Regions from separate parts of the Homo sapiens genome. Here region 2 is linked to region 1. A link is an interaction called in ENCODE POLR2A ChIA-PET data of the cell type or tissue named here. Cell type or tissue: PC-3. All regions are shown on one strand.

Region 1 (2,500 bases):
TCCACAATAAACAAATAACAGCAGCTAATATTTGTCGGGCATTTACTAATGTGGCAGGCACTATTCTAAGCTCTTTAATTATATTAAACTATTTAAACTTACAGCAACCTTCCAAGATAGGTGCTGTTATTACCCCAATTTACAGATGAGGGCACTGAGGCACGTAGATGCTTATGTAACTTGCTAGTGAGTGACAGAGCTGGGATCCAAACCCAGGATGTCTGCCTCCATGGCCCACTTTCTTAATTACTACATTAAACCATCTCTCAATAATTTAAGAGAAAACCATCAGATTAATATCTTATGATTAGTGAATTATAAATCATAATTAGTGGCTTATAAAGATTTATAACTATAAATCTCATAATTGGTGAACTATAAATGTTTTCAACAAATGATATTTTATTAAGTACCTAGAAAAATGAGAAGTAAAAGATGACAAAATATTGCCAAAAAGAAGTTCTATTACATGCGTTCTAATGAAAAGAAAATTATTTATCAGTAATAAGTATAAAAACTGTAAACACATAAATCAAGGCTACAAGAGAGGGAACAAGCCCCCCGTAACTTGACACAGACTCTACAATGATGACACTGTTCACTGATTTAGCAAACTATATATATAAAGTTTAAGTAAATAATGAAAGGTAAATTTGGATTTGACTCCTCTTTAAATTATCATTTGTTCCTAGTTACTGAGATCCGACTCAAATGTTAAGGTTTCACTATAAAAAAATAAAAGTAGGCAAATTTTACTATACTTTATAGGCTTTTTAGTGACAGCCAAGAACTAATCTAGATTAACAAAGCTATATGAAGATATTCTACAACCTTTAAAACATTAGCAGTTTTAAAATAATGCAAAATATAAGAAAATATATTCTTTCTGGCTTAATAGGGCTAACCCTGTTTTTTGATACACTGTCTGGAAAAAAATAATGACTTAGACCATTTCTATTCTTCAAGCCACCTAAAAAGAACAAAGTAGATGAGTCCAGGGTTCCTTCCCTGAGTCTACGTCAGTTTCCTTTACCCTGACTATTAATTTACCATTTGGCATGTGTCCTACATAGCTTCCTGTTTTCTTGATAGTGACGTTTGTGCTAAACCAACAATATTTAACATCAGCTGAGAAGGAAGTCTTCAACTTTGGCAACCTAAAATAACAAGTGACTCTCAAATAAAATATGCTCAAAGATCAATAACCACCTTTTAAAAAAAAGTCACATATTACAGTAAATTACTGTTAACTAATATTAACTACATTTTCATCTTTTAGAATTTATTTTCTCTGAATTAAATCTAACATAGATTACTCAGTTTCAAAAATTATCATGGTTTCTAGACTGGATGCAGCAGTAAAGAAGCTGGAAGACTGACAAAGGGTATCTTAACATCTATCTAAATAATCTAAAACATGAGCATTTTATCTGCAAAGGCATCTGAACTGGTTCATGGAATCTTACATATTCAGCCTTGAAAGGGCTATAATTATACCCCATCTGACTGGCCAGACCAAATCCACAAGGTCAAGTCTTAGACCTTTTTACAAGCAAAAAGGACAAATTAAAATCGGTAAAAGAAGACAAAATTGCATTCAGATAGATTTTCTCGGTTGATTTTCAGGGGAATGGGGCTATGCATTTGATGACATATGATATTCTTGATACATCAAGTACATTCTATCTCTAAAGCCTAAAAACTATGGCTAGACCCTCCTAGAAAAAATGATACATTTAATTCTTAGCATAGGATTCCAAAATGCCATCACCAAAATAAGTGACTCAGCCCAGAATGTTTTAAAAATTACAAAATTAAAATATTCAAGAAAATGTGTTTGCCAGTTCATGTGGCGTCAACTGTTATTCTCAGCTTCTATGCCATATCTCCATTTATAAATGATAAACTTCAACTCTACTTTAGAGTAGGAAGTATTTTTAAATGTTGGTAGGTGTCCCTATAACAAAAATGTGGTTTAAATTACAATATGGTTTCAGTAGGAATGATGGGCTCACATACAGTTTTTAACAGCTAACTAGGATCGGGAAAAAATCCTTTAACTTTTTCAGATAGATGCTTAGCTTATTAATTTTCAACCTTTCTTCTTTTCTAATATGTGCATTTAATTAACTCTGCTAAGAGAATAAGAGGAAATTGATAGGATTATCTTAATAAGTACAAGTGTTTGATGAAATTAAACATCCATTCATAATTTTAAAAGCTCTCTATAAACTGGGATAAAAGGGAACTTCCTTAATGTGATCAAAGCTATCTACAAAAAACTTAAAGCAACATCATACTTAAAAACAAAACATTAAAATTTTTTTCTTTGAGATAGAGGATGAGACAAGAATACCAACTCTCATCACTTTAATTCAACATTGTACTGGAGGTCTTAGCCAGGATGGAGGAAATAAGGAGTATAAAAATTGGAAAAGAAGAAACAGAACTTACTTTTTTGCAGAAAATGTGACTGTGAACATAGAAAATTTTGTAAATG
Region 2 (2,500 bases), 170 kb before region 1:
AATCATTGCCATCTATCTATATTTAATTTTTAAATCCCTTTAAATGTATTAAAATCCAATAAAGATGTATTGAGTACCTATTCTGGGCCAGACACAGCCACGAACAAGACCAAAAACATCTCTGAATAAAGCATTTATTGTAGTGACCATAAATCATCCTCATTACAGATGTTAATAATGAATTTAAACACAATCATCTCTCTCTACATATAGATATTTGTGTTATTTTAAATTTTTTATTAATTTTTAATAGAAAACTTTGTAGAAAATCTGATTTAAATGTTTTAAATTAAATTTGGGGAAGGGTCAGTCCATTGTTCTGATAATCCAACCTAGGCCTGCACTGAACAGGCTACAAAACACTCCTGGCTATTTCAATGTGTCCTTCAACCTGGCTCAGGACAGAGAACAATTTGGTTATCATTTCCTGCATCAGCCCCCCAGCCTGGCTTCCCATATACACTATTGTACTCCCAATCTGTCAGCAGCATTAATGTTTGATTCTTACGTTTGGTCCAAATATTTCACGATGAAGTCTGTACTTTTGTCTTAACTATTATAACAATTAATTTCTTATCTGTTTCCCTCACTAACTGTGAATAATGTGATGGCTCAGTCCCAATCTTATTCTAAGCCTGAGATGTACAAAGGAGATGTTCAATAATCATTTGCTTAATAGATTTTTAAAAATGAACAAGTGAACAAACAATGGAATAATTAATTCATAACAAAACTAAATTCAAGCTAAATTTAAAAAGTTGTAAAGGAACCAAGAAACCTACAAGGAAATTAACGTTCTATCTTTATTCCTATTACAGGTATACGTCGTAGCCGGCTCTCAGTCCCAAAAGCAGGGTATGGCCATGCAGGAAATAAAGGTTACAGAGTGCTGACATTATGCTGATGACATGCTGTCTTCACCCAAAAAAGGCAAGTGTCTCAGCTAAGATGGTAGTGACTGGTGTGGTACAGTAAAGAAAACTGAATTTGAAATAAAAAGACACAAGTTCAGATCCCACTTTCCTATTTACTAGCTATGACACTCTGAGCAAGAGTTTAACTTTTCTCAGCCTCCCCTGAGCCTTTCCTTCTCTTAAAATGCTAAAACAAAACAAAACAACCCAAAACAGAAAACAAAACAACCTAAAACCAAAACAGTACAAATCTGTCCTGCCTACCACATGGAATTGTTGGGATGAGCATAAAAAATACTCTTTGTGAAAGAGTTTTGTGATAGTAAAGTGGTATACAAATTTAAAGAACAGAAATGATTACTCTTCAAAGCTGGATCAAGATAACTAAAAATAATGATTAAAATTCAATGAGACTAATGTAATAGGGGAAAAGTACATTTTACCTAAAATGTAAGTTCCTAAAAAGCTACCTTTTAATAATTTGATGATAATCATAAAGAATGATCTGAAGATAACACCAGCAAAAGGGCAGTGATCCTATACAGACAGCACACTCAGTGCTATGTGCCCAGGGACTGTCGGATGCTGAGAAGATGAAGACAAAGAAAACATGATCCTATGATCTTGACCCTGTAAGAGCTCACAGTCCAGTAAGGATGGCAAGAATAAGTACAAATGATCAGGGCAGAGAGAGAGAGAGAGCGTGAGAGAGAGAGAGAGAGAGAGAGGCAGAGACGAAGGGAGAGAGGACTTGGATATATTAAGATTAATTGGTTAGGTACAAAATACTATCGAAGAATTAAAAATCATGCTACCCTATTCTTCAACCAGGCTTCTGTTTCAAAGCATCCTGGGGGGCTGTAAAGATTCCTGGGCCCATCCCATGGTATACCTCTGTCTTAAGACTTCTATAATCTCTCTCAGCAATATTTTACAAATTTCACTATAGAGCTCCTTTATATCTTTAAACAAATTTGTTCATATTTTATGCTTTTTGATGCTATTTTAAATGGTATTGTTTTTCTGTTGATATATAGATACTTTTCCAGTTTTTCTGTTAGTATACAGAAATACCATAAATTATTTTTACTACTACCCTTGTATCTTGTCCCTTGCTAAATTCACTCTTTGTCCTAGCAATCTTTTTGTATATTTCATTAGATCTTGTACATACACAATTACAGTGTCTGTAAACAAAGGCAGTTGTACTTCTTCCTTTCCAATCATTATGTCTTTTATTTATTTTTTCTCGTCTTATGGCATTGATTACAAAGTTGAATAGAAAAGTCATAAGAGTGTACATCCTTGCCTTTTTCCTGATTTACTTGGTCATAATGCATTATGATTACCTTTTTAAAAATAATATTCAGTTCTGTTTTCTAGTGTTTTTCTAAAGCTTTCTGTATCTATGTGCTCATTCACGAGGTATAATGGTTTGTAATTTTCTATTCTTGCAACATCCTAACATCCTAGATAGATTTTGGTACAAAGAGTTATTCTTACCTCATAACAACTATTGAGGTTCTATTGGACTACCTTGATAGACTGAAATTTATAGCTGATTTTAGCAACATGCAGACTAAAAA

Evidence for each region. ChIA-PET counts read pairs that join two places held together with the same protein. Peaks named below come from ENCODE experiments on the same cell type or tissue, not always from the same donor. Only the 100,000 strongest peaks of a DNase experiment are listed, where the experiment ranks them.
Region 2: POLR2A ChIA-PET joins it to region 1 with 10 read pairs; 3 of 35 experiments call an interaction of 5 or more read pairs at or near these places.

The regions. Positions count from the first base shown.
Region 1 is chr2:27,919,263-27,921,762 of GRCh38, reverse strand. All of the region lies in intron 2 of BABAM2 (BRISC and BRCA1 A complex member 2), which reads right to left. Among named protein-coding and RNA genes, the nearest start is that of BABAM2-AS1, 29 kb to the right of the region's middle. In PC-3, no CTCF peak of the experiment used is centred here; a DNase peak (open chromatin) is centred at 1,062; H3K27ac peaks cover 1,211 bases.
Region 2 is chr2:28,091,892-28,094,391 of GRCh38, reverse strand. The region is part of intron 6 of BABAM2 (BRISC and BRCA1 A complex member 2); the gene reads right to left. Among named protein-coding and RNA genes, the nearest start is that of MIR4263, 97 kb to the right of the region's middle. In PC-3, no CTCF peak of the experiment used is centred here; no DNase peak of the experiment used is centred here.